Linked DNA regions of Homo sapiens: regions 1 and 2 are each linked to region 3. Evidence: chromatin contacts called from ENCODE Hi-C or POLR2A ChIA-PET data. All regions are on one chromosome and are shown on one strand. Each heading gives the region's core, a stretch centred on a gene start or an enhancer-like site at or near the end of the contact. The rest is flanking DNA. Distances are from core to core; before and after follow the strand shown. Region 1 holds the start of LINC02397 (long intergenic non-protein coding RNA 2397). Region 2 has its middle 18 kb from the start of CLLU1. Region 3 overlaps LINC01619 (long intergenic non-protein coding RNA 1619).

Region 1 (2,500 bases), core at 1-2,500, 400 kb after region 3:
TTTTTTCTCTGTATTCCAGACTCCTGGCATTTAATCTATTGGGTGGGAATAAATGACGTAAATTGTACTCATATTTGCAAAAAGCCCAAAAAAGATGTTAAGGCTGTTAACAACAGACGTCTACGCTACAGTTGAAATGGGCTAGGTGAATTGAGACAGAATTCTATGAACATTTTATGAAGCTTTCCTTAAATTTCTAATTGAAAATTGCTACTGTTTGTGTTACTGTTGATTCATTTCATTTAAGTCTTGGTCTTGTAGATTCTATTGATACCCCATTCTTGGGGATGAAAAACAATGTTAAATGCGCACATTTGTTAGGAAAATGGGCTGGGTGGGAGACGGAAGGCTTTGGCCGCCATCCTAGGGCATTCCTGTGCATTGCGATGGTCAGCATTTCTGTATCTAAACATCGAAAAAGTACAATAAAAATACAGTATTATAATCTGGGACCACTATCATACACGCAGTCTTTCTTGACCAAAACATCCTTATGCCGTGCGTGGCTGTGCTGAGAAGGAGGAGCACTCGTCCTCTCCAAGCACATCCAATTTGCCTCAGTCCTCATGACTCCCGCCCTGTTACCAGAACTGAGCTCATTTGTTATTGAAGTTGCTTTTCTTATACCCAGCCCAGTTTTCCATTGATGCTTCCGCTTATTCTATGTAGGTATTTTCATTTATCACACAATATCCCTAGTCTAAGACTTCATTTGAGGAAAGAAAAAAAAAAAAACCTCTGCTGCTAAAAATAATTTGAAAACTCCTAGACAATAGGACCTTTCAAATCCCTTACAATTCTAACAACCAGTGAATTCATGCTTCACAGCCATTCAGATCTATACGTATGAAATACAAGACATATGTGTTCAACTTTCCTTCATCGCCTCCTTTAAACTTTCTTTTTTCTTTTTTGAGTCAGTCCCTGCAGGAACAGACCAAGTGAGCCCATTAAGAGAACAGTTCATTCCCACCTGCTACCTCGAGCCAGCCAACAATCTCAGCCTCACCACTCCATTCTTGATTATGTAGAACCATTCCAATCCTGAGTGACAGGATTTGCAAAGACAGCTGTTGGGCTCCACAAACATTTGGAGGAGGGGAAAATGTGAGGTTGGTTGCTACATTCTCCTACTTCTTTTTACTGAAAGGAACAGCTGCGATCTTCACATGTAAGATGAAGTAAACAAAAGCTGACAATGCCCAGCACCATTCAGCAGTAAGCATTCAAATGGATTTTTCCTCACCGCGTTTGCAGGCCCGGCACAGTCTCAGTTCCCCACAGCACAGAGAGGAAGCAAGGTCTTTGCATGCCCTGTTCACTTGGCCAAACATTGCCCTAGATGTGCAATTCAACCCATATAAAGCAAGCGTAATTCAAGAGCCCTGACTCTTTCACCATTTCATGATGGCTTATTACTCGCACACGGCATTGTCAGGTTCCAGCAACTCTGTGTGCAGCAGGCAGAAATGCAGTGTTTATCTCTGACAGGCAAACATTCTTAGGCTCATCGGCATGAGTATCCACGCTGAACTGGCTATCGGGGAAGTAGATCCCTGCATGGGAAAGTCAAGGTATGTTTAGAGGGACTCGATGATTCAACCCCATTGGCTGGTTCATTCCTTTTGTTTCCTCTGCCTTTTTATTTGCTTACACAGAAAACAGAGCATTCATTTATTTCTTTTCCCTCTCTCATCTCTATTAACCACTAGGGCCATCTGCCCATCTGAAACTGTCTTTGGCTGCATGGTTGTGAATCCAGGTGACAGTGAAAATGAAGAAGTGGTGATTGTCCCTGCATGTTTTCTCTGAAGGGTTAACTAAAAAAAAAAAAAAAAAAAGCCTTTGTGTCTGTTTCGAGTTCTCCAGTTGAAATACTGTACTCATTGAACTGCAAGAAATAAAACCTGCAAGTAGGCACTGTGCTAATGTAATAGAAATGTGTTAGACAGGGGCACTATTTCTTAAATATGCTTGAATTAAGCAAGTTCTTTTAAAAAGTGGGTGGGACTTTTGATGTTTTACATAGTTATATTTTCAATTTCTTGTGCTCAGTTTAAAACTCAAGATTCTTTGTTTCTGTGTGTGTCATTAGGGCAGGTGTTGGATGACAAGTAAATGCACTGAAAAATGAAAAAAAAAGATTTGTGCCCTAACCTCCATGAATTTGGTGACTTAATATATCCATACAGATCTGACTTTTAATCAAAGGTGCTCACAGGTGGGGTAAGGGATAAGGAGGAATTTGTCTACAGGATCCTTTTATCCTAAGTTGCCTTACAACATCCAATTGTGTTACCGTTTTTTTTTTTTTTTTTACAAACCCATTGCTAGGCTAAGAAGTATTGATTCCATCTAGTTAAACATGTCGAGTGAGAGGAAGTGATCAATGGATTACTTCTTCAAAACATTTATCCCCCCTAGTGGAATCCTCTGATTTTTATAACATTAAAGAGCCAGGTATAGGAGTTGGGAGAAGAATTTAAAATTTGAAATGTCT
Region 2 (3,002 bases), core at 464-2,963, 340 kb after region 3:
TTTGAGAAATTAATGGAACTATATATCTAAGTCATGTAAAGTACCAAAGAATGTACATGATTGTAAGAGGAGCCCAGTGAATGTTAGCTCCCTTCTAGCATTTCAGGAAGAGATGGCACTTGGGTGTATTGCTGCGGTGGGAAATTAGAAGGGTCTTGCTGTCCTCTGTCTAGCAACACCTGAGATTGGGTGCCTGAGAGGGAGGGAGGACTAACAGATCCAGTTTTTGATTTCTTAAAAGGTGGTATCATTGTTATCCCTCTCCCTTCTATTCTCCTCCTTATTTTTCCACTACCTCTTTTTCTTCTCCTCACCTCTCCCCCTCCTTCTTCTTCATGTTCTTGTTTTTCTTCTTCTTCCTCCTTCTCTTCCTCTTCTTCTTTTTCCCCTTCCTCTTCTTCAAATTTGATTTAAAGGTAGAATTGATTCCTTTCAACTGAAATACGTGGCTTATTTACAGCTATTAATGATATAATAAACCCAGAAAATAATTAATGATTGCTTGCAAATTGAATTGGATTATACTAAACTGTTGGTTCCTCTGCAATACAGTAGCTTTACTTGGTCTTTATGAGCAAACTGTCATATGCTAGGCTTTCTTCACAGTTTGAAGATCTCTTTTGGTATAATTTAAATTCAGTTTATGAACTCTGGGCACCACCTCCTACAAAGCAAAGGAGAATGTATCCTTGGTTGTTTTTAACTTAAGGCAAGTTCATATGGGAATTACAGAGATGAAATATGACTACCAAAGTCCTCTCAGTGACAGGGGACATGAAAGCAGCAGTTAACCATACAGGAGAGGCTTGGCAGAAGTTAGGGGAGGAGTTTTCACATTTCCTTATATTAAATTTTGTGCCAGAACCAACCATTTAGGTGACCTAGAAGTGTGCAACTAAAAATTGATACTTGTTTTTTTGTCATAAAACAATATACCCCACTGCAACAAATTCAAACAATATACTCTATTATTATTTCTTTATTTATTTCTTCTGCTGACATAAATTGTTTGGGGGCAAGCTGAGAGAGTTTTCTTCAACAGAATTTTAGTCAAAACTACATTACACCTGCTACCAAGCAAAGCACTCTCAGGCTGCAGTTTCCCTAGCTGTCATGGATAGAAACAAGGTTATCACAGTGGAAACTATGCCCTTATTCAAGAGTAATTCACTTTATAGCAGCCAAGTCTCTAACTGCAGTCCAAGGATAAAGAAATCAAGAGCAGTGATCAGATGACATCCAAGGCTTGAAGCAGCTTAAAGATCTTCCAGCAAAGTCAGACTTTCTTGGGTGACTTCTCTCAAAGTCTTGGGGATTAGCTTCCAATGTGTTTCTATGAAAGGGAAATGTTGAGAAATAAAATAAAGTGGTGAAAGGTTAGGATTAAAGAGGATTTTGTTCAATGTTGAGCCCTGTGAAAATATCACATGTTCAGATGAATTTGAAAAAGTCCAGTAGACTCTTAGATAAAAAAGAAGTATGTGTAGATAGAGGTGGCTGGTCAAATGGAAGCATTAATACTGCTGAGATAGATGGTGACTGATTAAATGGAAGCAGCCACACATCCATTCATTTCTCTGAAAATTAGCAGCTGTTGGCTGATAGACACCTTTCCTTCACATGCTCTTGCTGAAGTGATAAGAAGTGAAAAGAGCTTGAGGCAGGACTATTTTGAGTTCCAGGCGATCTGTGTTGCTATGAGATCTGAGATTAGTGGTTAAGTTGGTGCCGGATGTCATCCAGCAGCTGATCATGAAACCTCTAAAAGTTAAGTTCATTTCTCAGAAATCATCTGAGCATGTGGGCTGTTCAAGAAGGTGATTGAATTGCTGTTTCTTGGGATTTCCCCACCCTCAGTCCAAGTGAACTAAAGGGATTAATGGCCTTGATCCTGTAAGCATTTTTTTTACGCACCATGTTAAAATGTAACATGTTCTGTCCTTTTGTTCGAGGAGCCACTAATTCAATTGTTGCCCAAAACTTTATGCTGATTACTTTGTAATTATACCAAAATACCATTTTAGCTTCTTATTAACCACTGAGTTAAAAGACATTTATAGAAGCATGAGATGTCAAAGTCAGGTGAATTAGTGAAAAGTAGGCACAAAAAGTTATGGGATTCATGTAGCCTGAAATTTACATCTGTGTAAACCTTTGGCAGTTTGGCAGCTAAGTCTGCAGCCTCTGAGGGTGGTAAATGGCAGGAACTATGCCCATGTGTGAATGGTAATTTGCATTCTATAGTTAGGAGTGCCTATTTAACTGCCCCTGGCACTATGTAATTTTCTGTGCCTCAGCTTACTCTTCAGTAACATGTGGTAGTTAGTAATATAGTACCTATGCCACAGCATGTTCCTCACATGTAGTATGTGCTCAATTAATATTAACTATTAGTATTGCTACTATCGTTGTTGCTATTACTACAGAAAAGGCCCATGCATCCATCTCAAATGACTCATACCAAAGACTGACTTTAGTAAAGAAGACCAGGAAGGTTAAGGATTAGCCTTCAGAGTCAGGCTTTCATAGTCACAAAGATAGTGATTGGGGGAGTAGTGATAATGGAGGAGCTATTAAGAAGGAACACCATTCTTGATCTGAAGAGACAGTACTTAGAACAAGTATTTCAAAAAAAGAATGCTACCGTTTCCTAGGTTGGTACACTGAGGCTTCTGGGGCTGGAATCTGCTTATTTATGAGATAGATTATGAGAATCATAGGTTTGTAAGGAGCCTTCAGGGTCACCTAGTTCAGCCACTGCTAGGTGAGTTTTCTTCAATAAGAATTTTAAACCTGCCTAAAGTGTTATCTGTGGTATCCACCCGCTTCTTCTGCCTTATCTTTGGTCTCCTTTCTTGTCCTTCTCAACCCCACACAATGTGTCAGCACACACAGTGAAACTCCCTGTCCAAAAGGAGAAAAGGCTAAAGGAATTCACATTGAAACAGTTGTGCTAGGCTTCATCCCAAGAATGTGTGCTGGTGTATGTGTGTGTGTGTGTT
Region 3 (3,325 bases), core at 225-2,724:
ACAAATATTTATTGAGTGACTACTATGGGCTGAGTCTGCCTGTTTCTAAAGCTAATGCTCTTTTCACTATCTAATTCTTCCTGGTAAAATAAATAACAGTATTCTCTGTCTGTTACAATGTTCTTTCAGAATGCAAAAGCAGTTTGGCCAGAACATGATATGCTCATGGCTCAGAAAAGATAATCGGGCAGATTGGCCTGGCCAGGCAAGTGTCCATATGTCTCAGCAGCACTCCACGTGTATCCATTCATCTCAAAGCTAGATTTTTAAAAAAGAATGGTCCACTATAGTCAGGAGTGCCATTCTCGGGAAAGTATGACTATCTGTGTTTGATTACTTCTAAAACTTTATAACGAGGATACACTTCAGAACATCTATTTACTAGAAAGTTGAAAAGAGGTGAAGATCAGTACACGCGACTCACTAAAAAAGGAAATTATAATTTTAGTGCCTTACTTTTATATAGGCAATAGTTCTTTCCAGTGTACTATTTACAACATAAATGATGAGATTTTAGCCCCATACCATTCTGTATGATCAGGAAGGGAATGGTTATTATGTCCATTTCTCACAAGAGGAAACTGAGGTTCAAGTTGTCAAAGTCATTGGTACTTTCCAAATGTCCAAGTTCACATCATTATTTAATGGCAGAACCAGGATTTATCTTAGGATCTTTCTGCTCTTTCCAATGTACAATCTTCATTGGTCAGAATGAGCTAGGTTGTATTAGATTGTATTGCAGTAATAAATGGCCTTCAGATCTCAGGAGCTCACTATAATAAAGATTGATTTCTTGTTCATGTTCCTTGTCTGCTGTGGGTTTGGTCTGCTTTGTGTTTACTCCAGGACTTAGCGGACAGAACAGCCTCTATCTGGATCATTGCCAGTAATGTGGCAGTGTGAAAAGTGCAATTGATGGACCTCACACTGGCTTCTAGGGCTTCTGATAGAAAGTGGCTTTCACCCTTATTTCATTGGCCAAAGCAAGTCACAGCATTGCCCACATGCAATATGGCAGGTGTGTATCATCCTTTCACAGGGAGGGGCCCCAAATAGGCATAAAATTATTTCAGTTATATCAGGGTAGTAATGTATAAAGTGGTTGTCAGCCTCCCTTCCTTGTAGCATAAAGTTATTCTTTAATAAATGCGGTACTGACTAAGAATTATTTTAGGTATAATGAGCCAAGCAGTCCACTTAAATCATGTAAAAATTAAATAATTCAATAAATTTAATATTTAAAAACCAACAATTCTCAACTATCACTGTTGAGCACTAAACCCTCTGCATTTGCGAAGAGAGCAACTTTCACTCTGGGAATAAACTTTCCGTTTCTGGCAAGAGAATTGGATAGCAACATTGAAGTTCTACTGTGAATGGGCGTCAGGGTGTCATATTTGAATGTGTAATGAGTAAACATTGGCAGAAACCCCCTTTGCCACGTGACTTCAAAACAAACACCAGTCAGTAGGGAACTACCAGCTGTGCCCAGTAGAAAAAAATGCGCTCATATATTTTTCTTCCATGAGCAAAAAAATCCCCGCCGAGATCACCTCCCCTCAGAATGTAGGGCACGAATGTGTTCTCACATGAGTTCAAGAACAAAACCCCACCTCTGGAAAGTCCTCCTGGCAAAGTCATTTAAACAAATTGCAGAGGAAGACAGAAGTAGGACATGAAACAGAGTTCAGGCATTCACAGAATCTTGCATTCCCTTAAATCAATTCTCAGCTAAAGGAAAAAAAAATACAGCAGAGTTGGGGAGTGGGAGCATTTAGCAAGAGTTTAAAGTAGCTGATTTCTAATGTTGACTACATTATAATGTCCCTTACAATCCTAAGATTCTATGACTCCATAAGTTTATGTGATGACAAAAAGTTTCTGCTTTTTCAAGTACAGAAAAAAAAAGAGAAGAGGCTATGTTTTATGTAATAATAAAATTTAACAGAGAACTGCACCCTCCCACCTCCAAAAAAAATGTCCTGGTGACTATAAAGTTGTCTTGGGCTAGGCAATCTGCATATAGAATTCTGTTCCTTAAAAATTTTTTGGCACTGAGTCAGAACTTGATTTGTAGAAATGACACCTCCCCAATACTTCTTTTAGAGCAGTGAGGGGGAGGTAGAATGAACTGAGTTAGAACTTTACCTTAGACTTTTTGTAAAGGTCACCAAAGGGAAAATCCATAAAGAGTCATTGCCCTTTAGTCACTTACACGTATGAAATGTGTTGTCCTAGGATGAAAGAGAATCATTACTGTACATCACATTTCGGATTAAATAATTGTTGTGTCTTGCTTTTTTTTCATGACTTTAAATAGAATTCAGGTTGAAATGAACCTGGATTAATAGGAGATGTTTCTAAATATGTCAGTTGTGCTTTTTTGATATGCATGGATGTCATTCTACTATTTTGTTGGCATAATTGCTAGCAAATCCCCATAACTGATATTCAAATTTTAGTATAGATGTAAGTAAAAGTGTGTCCAGTTATCAAAATATAGATATAAGTAAAATTGTGTCTTAGTTATCAAAATACCAAATTTCATTTGAGCAAAAGAAATGAGGGGAGAGAAGATGGATATATTAACTTCTCTGATAAGCAACATACTACCCTGCTGCTTTCTCTAGCTACTTACTACAGAAAGAGTGCATGGTCATGAGATGCATGGAGTCTCTAGTATCTAACTGAACACAAAGAAACTTCTCTAATGGCTAGTCATGTTAAGTGATACAAGAGATGCATCCACTGGAAAAGACTGTGGCTCACTTTGAGGATGAGTATAATGTCACAGGATCAAAATATTTGAAAGAGAGAATTTGGAAGCTAAGGTTAATTTAGAATCTATAATTGCTCAGAGTTTTCTTCCCCTCCACAACCAATTCAAGTCTCTCTTAGACTCCTGAATCAAATAGCTGGTGGAGCCCATAAGTAGTAGCAGAAGTCAGTGAAACTAAATAGAGGATCAATAATTGTATATACACACATATATATATGAATGTATGTATACACACATACATGTATGTATATGGAAGTGTATACATAGATATATATCTATACATTTTTTTTCTTTTTGAGACAGAGTGTCATTCTGTTGTCCCAGCCGAGTGCAGTGGCACAATCTCGGCTCAATGCAACCTTTGCTTCCTGGGTTCAAGCGATTCTCATGCTTCAGCCTCTCAAATAGCTGTGATTACAGTCATGTGCCACCATGTTCAGCTAATTTTTGTATTTTTAGTAGAGACGGGGTTTCACCGTGTTGGCCAGGCTGGTCTTGAACTCTTGGCCTCAAGTGATCCACCCGCCTTAGCCTCCCAGAGTGCTG

The links. A loop is a pair of places that touch in the nucleus more often than their neighbours do. ChIA-PET counts read pairs that join two places held with the same protein, here RNA polymerase II (POLR2A). Pooled maps may share reads with other maps.
Region 1: a loop to region 3 is called in a map with no recorded cell type, with 4 times the contacts of the local background. The contact joins the promoter of LINC02397 here to the enhancer-like site in region 3. A Hi-C loop is called at or near these places in 1 of 37 single-sample maps with no recorded cell type and 9 of 50 pooled maps. POLR2A ChIA-PET finds 5 or more read pairs at or near these places in 1 of 52 experiments (OCI-LY7).
Region 2: a loop to region 3 is called in a pooled map, with 4 times the contacts of the local background. The contact joins two enhancer-like sites. A Hi-C loop is called at or near these places in 1 of 168 maps with a recorded cell type or tissue (naive thymus-derived CD4-positive, alpha-beta T cell), 1 of 37 single-sample maps with no recorded cell type and 9 of 50 pooled maps. POLR2A ChIA-PET finds 5 or more read pairs at or near these places in 2 of 52 experiments (GM10248 and activated B cell).

Annotation. Positions count from the first base shown.
Region 1 is chr12:92,465,429-92,467,928 of GRCh38, forward strand. LINC02397 (long intergenic non-protein coding RNA 2397) reads left to right here and starts at 1,251. Exons shown (of 2, transcript NR_144532.1): 1 at 1,251-1,574. RefSeq lists a silencer at 885-1,179 and enhancers at 892-1,399, 1,156-1,305, 1,506-1,595, 2,376-2,435.
Region 2 is chr12:92,402,263-92,405,264 of GRCh38, forward strand. No RefSeq gene overlaps it. Among named protein-coding and RNA genes, the nearest start is that of CLLU1, 18 kb to the right of the region's middle. RefSeq lists cis regulatory regions at 1,416-1,949, 2,580-3,002 and an enhancer at 1,738-1,987. Within about 2 kb of position 1,714, at least 7 of the 41 ENCODE cell types and tissues checked have a DNase peak (open chromatin) inside an H3K27ac peak, as active enhancers do.
Region 3 is chr12:92,063,762-92,067,086 of GRCh38, forward strand. All of the region lies in intron 1 of LINC01619 (long intergenic non-protein coding RNA 1619), which reads right to left. Among named protein-coding and RNA genes, the nearest start is that of LINC01619, 77 kb to the right of the region's middle. Within about 2 kb of position 1,475, at least 10 of the 41 ENCODE cell types and tissues checked have a DNase peak (open chromatin) inside an H3K27ac peak, as active enhancers do.